2 separate regions of the Homo sapiens genome follow, and region 1 is linked to region 2. A link is a contact called in ENCODE Hi-C or POLR2A ChIA-PET data. All regions are on one chromosome and are shown on one strand. The core of a region is the stretch at or near the end of the contact, and the rest is flanking DNA. Distances in the headings are between cores, read along the strand shown. Region 1 has its middle 27 kb from the start of BHLHE40-AS1. Region 2 overlaps ITPR1 (inositol 1,4,5-trisphosphate receptor type 1).

The links. Hi-C counts contacts between places; a loop is a spot of excess contacts on that map. ChIA-PET counts read pairs that join two places held with the same protein, here RNA polymerase II (POLR2A). Pooled maps may share reads with other maps.
Region 1: a pooled map shows a loop between it and region 2 (2.4-fold over the local background). The contact joins two enhancer-like sites. A Hi-C loop is called at or near these places in 2 of 37 single-sample maps with no recorded cell type and 5 of 50 pooled maps. POLR2A ChIA-PET finds 5 or more read pairs at or near these places in 10 of 52 experiments (GM12878, HCT116, K562 and 7 more).

Annotation. Positions count from the first base shown.
Region 1 is chr3:5,005,112-5,007,811 of GRCh38, reverse strand. No RefSeq gene overlaps it. Among named protein-coding and RNA genes, the nearest start is that of BHLHE40-AS1, 27 kb to the right of the region's middle. RefSeq lists enhancers at 87-216, 737-1,006. Within about 2 kb of position 1,277, at least 5 of the 41 ENCODE cell types and tissues checked have a DNase peak (open chromatin) inside an H3K27ac peak, as active enhancers do.
Region 2 is chr3:4,720,896-4,723,595 of GRCh38, reverse strand. The region is part of intron 40 of ITPR1 (inositol 1,4,5-trisphosphate receptor type 1); the gene reads right to left. Among named protein-coding and RNA genes, the nearest start is that of EGOT, 29 kb to the left of the region's middle. Within about 2 kb of position 1,360, at least 18 of the 41 ENCODE cell types and tissues checked have a DNase peak (open chromatin) inside an H3K27ac peak, as active enhancers do.

The DNA of each region.
Region 1 (2,700 bases), core at 28-2,527, 280 kb before region 2:
TTCACAAAATGCTGGGATTACAGGCGTGAGCTACCACGTCTGGCCCACTTTGACTTTTTAATCCTAACATCTTACCCTCTGTCCATTCAACAGAAACTTGGCTATGGCCACACAGCTAGGAAGGCGGGCAGGCAGTGCTGGGCAGGAAACTGTCAAGCCCTGGGGTTGTGGTCCAGGCTGGATCCCCTACCTTCTGGTAGGGATTCTTGTGGCTTAATCTCTGTACTTTGGATCCTAGAATGTCAGAGCCGAAAGGAACCTTTTGGGGCCCCATTTTACAAATGGGGCAACTGAGGCACAGAGAAGGGCTGGAAATTACTAGAAGCCACTGAGTAAGAGCCAGAGCAGAACTGGAAACTAGGTCCCTTGACATGTTTAGAAGAAGTAGCTAGCTAGATATCAGGAGTGGAAATTAGAAGAGAAAGACCAAGGAGGAGAAATGGCTCTCTGAGGAGGGTGTCTGACTGTGATGGCTGTTAGTGGGGCTACGAGGGATTAGAGAAGACTTGAGGAGGAGTCCCTTAGATCACTGGTTCAAAAGGGAAGAGAGGGTTAAGAAAACAGGACTTTGCCAAGGAGTGGACAGCCCTCTAAACTGGAATCCATTTGGATCCAGCCTGGCCATAGATCTCCAGATGCTAAACAGAATTTCTTGTTCTGGGCCTGGTCAGTTTGGAAGTCCTTGGTCAGTAGCATTTGGCTGGCAGCGAGCCGCCAGATGGCCTGCTCTGTGAGCACTTGCTGAAATCAGAGGCAAGGCTTGGTTCCCCTTCCCGGGAGCCTGCACTCCAGGTACCTCTGTGAGGCCCCACTCCAGTTCTCTGTCAGCATCTGCTCGGGGCTTTCCTCTTTCTAGGTCTTCTTCACAGCTCCTCCTATGTCACATTGCCTCGGGTCCCACCAGCACTGCCCTAAGCTGGAAAATCCCTCCGAGCCCAAGCAGCCCGTGACCATAGAGGCAGGAAACTATGACACTAGAGGCACACAGGGTGTGAGGTTTATTCTTGGTATGTGGTTGGGAAAGGCGGGGTTGAATGGCGGTGGGGTGGGATGGGATCCTCAAGAGAGATAGAGAAATCCAAAAAGAAGGAACCCCTTTGAGAATATCAGAGTAGTTTTCTTTTCTTTTGTTTTCTTTTCTTTTCCTTTTTTTTTTTTTTGAGACAGGGTCTCACTCTGTCACCCAGGCTGGAGTGCAGTGACATGATCTTGGTTCACTGCAATCTCTGCTATCCGGGGTCAAGCGATTCTCCTGCCTCAGCCTCCTGAGTAGCTGGAACTACAGGTGCACACCACTGCACCCGGCTAATTTTTGTATTTTTTGTGGAGTCGGGGTTTCACCATGTCGCCAAGGCTGGTCTCGAACTCCTGGCCTCAAGTAATCTGCCCACCTCAGCCTCCCAAGTTGCTGGGATTACAGGCATGAGCCACTGCACCCTGCCTCAGAGTAGTTTTCTTTCCCAGCGTGTTCCCTTTGCTTCAAGCCTCTGGGATTGTCTCTCTTCCTTGGGGTAGCCTCTGGGTGTGCGGGGAGCAGGGGAGCATTTTAGGATCAAGGGTTCAGCTCCTCAATCAGGGTCTCCAACCTATAGAGTTTAGCAGTAGCAATCGTAGTAACATAGGGAATATTGAAATTAACTGATCACTTTCTAGATGCCAGGTTTTATGTACCTAGTACAGTGCCTGGAACACAGTAAGTCCTCAATATATGGTAACGTGATTGTATGATTGTAATCCACCTTAGGAAGTGGCATGGGGCCAGGCATGCCTGTAATCCCAGCCCTTTGGGAGGCTGAGGCAGGCAGATCACTTGAGGTCAGGCATTCGAGACCAACCTGGCCAACATGGTGAAACCCCGTCTCCACTAAAAATACAAAAATTAACTGGGCATGGTGGTGGGTGCCTGTAATCCCAGCTACCTGGGAGGCTGAGGCAGAAGAATCTCTTGAGCCCGGGAAGTGGAGGTTGCAGTGAGCCGAGATGATGCCATTGCACGCCAGCCTGGGCGACAGAGTGAGACTCTGTCTCAAAAAAAAAAAAAAAAAAAAAGAAGAGGCATGAATCCCAATCCCATTTTAGAGATGGGGAAACAGATTCAAAGACCACAAGTCATTTTTCCAACATGGTACAGCTGGCTATTCATTCGCTCACTGATTCAATAAGTATTCATGGAGTCCTTGCTGTGTGGCAGCCACTGCTGTAGATGACAGAAATGGAGCCCTGCACGTGGCCCCCGCCGTCAGGGTTCATCTGTGTGTGTTCTACTGAAGGGAGTCAGGTGATGAACACACAGCAAGTCAATAAGGAAGGGAATTGCAGATTGGAATAGAAAACAGGCATTGCAGGGAGATGTGGAAGAAGTGAGAACATGACAGTGCTTTAGAAAGGAAGAGAAGGGAAGCCTTTTTAAAAATCTTTATTTTTTGTAGAGATGGGATCTCTCTGTGTTTCCCAGGCTGGTCTCAAACTCCTGGGCTCAAGTGATCCTCCTACCTCGGCTTCCCAAAGTGCTGAGATTATAGTCATGAGCCACCATGCCCAGCCAAGGGAAGGCTTTTTAAGGGAGGTGACACTGAAGCTAGGATTTGATGAGTGTGAAGGAGCTGGGGAAAGGTCGTTTACAGCAGGGGCAACACCAACAGCAAAGGCCTTGTGTGGGGAGAGAACTTGGTTGGTTTTCAGGAGGTTCAGGGAGGCCAG
Region 2 (2,700 bases), core at 111-2,610:
GAAATAGGTAGTATATATCTATTTCTTAATCACCCGGCAGGGATTATGTTTTATGATTGTACTGACACACTATTTCCTCTGTTAAACTGCTGTCATGCTTGTTCTAAAATTAGTTTAATTAATTCTTAAAACAAAAATTAAATTTAAATTAATAACTGTCTTTTCCCTTGAAAATTTTACGAAGCCGTTTGAGAAAACAGAGGATGCTTTGCATCTTCAAGAATCGTGTCTAACCAGAAAAACACTTTTCAATGTGATCCCTTCGTGGAATAGACTGGAAAACCCCAGAGCACTGCATGAGCATCCTGTGACTATGGCTCATCCAGGGTTTAGCTCTGGCTCTCTGTGTGGCCCTGAGCCAGTCACTGAACCTCTCTGGGCATCCACTTCCTGACCTACTCAAGGAGGACAAAGCAAATATTCTTTTTTTGTGTGTCTGTCTGTTTTTGTGATGGAGTCTTGCTCTGTCTCCCAGGCTGAAGTGCAGTGGCATGATCTCGGCTCACTGCAACCTCCGCCTCCAGGGTTCAAGCGATTCTCCTGCCTCAGCCTCCTGAGTAGCTGGGACTACAGGCATGCACCACCACACCCAGCTAATTTTGTATTTTTAGTAGAGACATGGTTTCACCATGTGGGCCTGGCTGATCTCGAACTCCTGACCTCAAGTGATCCGCCTGCCTCGGGCTCCCAAAGTGCTGGGATTACAGGTGTGAGTCACCACACATGGCTGCAAATATTCTTTAGGATTCCTTCTAACTAAAATACTAATTAATCCTTGGTTTATTTTCAGTAAATTTCATTTCACAATATCTAGCTGGCAAGTTCCCTAAATAATCCAACCCATGGGCCAGGCATGGAAGGGGCCAGGCCATACATGGTATCTAAGTCGGTAAAACCACCCATAGCCTATACTAGCACTTCCTTCTAATGCGGATGTTGGCTATGTTTCCTTGAGGATAAGGTTATTTTATGGCAATAAGCTGTAATTTCAATAAATATAAGCATATTAATAGGATATATATGTTCAAATAAGATCTGTATAAATACAATGTATAATACCCCAAGGAAAAGATAATGTTTAGTAAATGAATAAATGGAATTATATTTTTATTGTCACGTTTTTTACATGAAAGGTGAAGCCCTCATTGAACATGTGTTTAGGGGGAACATTTTGAGGGCACGGGCTCTCTGAAATTCCCATGTTCTGTATTCCTGCTTAGTCCCAGGACCAGTCACTGCGTTCAGGCGCTGGCACCTCCAGTCAAGGCCAATCTCACACATCAGCAGGCGATTCATAGTGATCTGATGTGCTCTGGTTTTGAACTGAGAAACCAACTAGTGCCCTCTACTGCCTCTTCATATTTACTCTGCAATCTTGTCTTCCCAGTGTTTTTAGGCGAGGTGAGCAAAACCTAACTTAATAGAAAAATGACTCCCAATGAATGGCTTTGAAATAGAAATTCAAACTGCACCTCAAGTCACTGAATCTTAAGTGTCCTTCCTGGATGAGGCCACGAATCAGGCCCTCATTATGGTACCTTGGGTAGTAACTGAATATATGCATATGCGACACTGATCTACTCACTTGCAACACATAATGTACCCAGCATTTTATCAAGGGACAAATTTCTACTACAAATGAAAGAAATTATACTTTATCATTCTTAAATGAAAAGGAGCACACAGACTTCCTAAGGTGACTATTTCTGGTGTCTGCACAACAGCACCCACGCACATCCATCCATCCGCTTCATGTGTGCCTATCACAGACCAGCACAGATCGCGGCCTGCAAATACCCTTTGTTTTCTACTGCCCTCAGCAGTAATCCCCTTCCTACCCTGGGGCTTCTAGAATTTTCCTTTGAAATGGGATGTCTCTTTCTATGACTAACCTGATAGAAACCGAATGCAATTCAAAAAATGTAACTGTACCGTAGATCTAGTTATCAGCAAATCAAAGACAATTTGTATCTCCAGCCGCTCGAATCAGTCTTCAGAGTTCCTTTCCACTCACTCATAACCTCAGAGGAGACCAACAGTGAACAGGCTTGCAAATATGTTTGCTGGGCCCGATCCTGCATCAGCCTCTGAAAACCCACACTAAGAAAACAGAAAGCTTTAAAGAAAATTGAGCTAAAATAGAAGTTATCTAGCATTTCAGTAGAACAACTTTAAATCTTCCTATCTGCTGAGACAACTATCTTTACTAACTCTATTTGTTTTTAGAAACAGAACTAAGCAAAAATTATTTAGCTCCAACAATGTGGTTTCACCTACAGTTTATAGGACAAGCTCATCAGAACCCAATAGCAAAGTTCATTTTTTAAAAACACATTCTGACATGACCAAATTATACAACTTCAGTCATTACGGAATAATCTCAGTGATATGCATATATATATATATATATATATATATATATACACGCACACACACGTATCTACACACAGACATATATAAATATATATAAATATATATATATATATATCCCTCCACTGACTTTGCAATAGGTTCTGTATGTTCTGAGTTGAGTTTGCTCTGTGGTTGCCAGTGTCTAACAGTAAACAGCCCCACTGCATTTATTGGCAATTACTGCTGAAGGTCACACATCAGCAGTGAGCCTAAATTCCAGGAAAAAAAGCAGCTCTTATGTAACTGCTGCCTGAACACTGGCAGGTACCCAACCCAGCAGTTCACAGC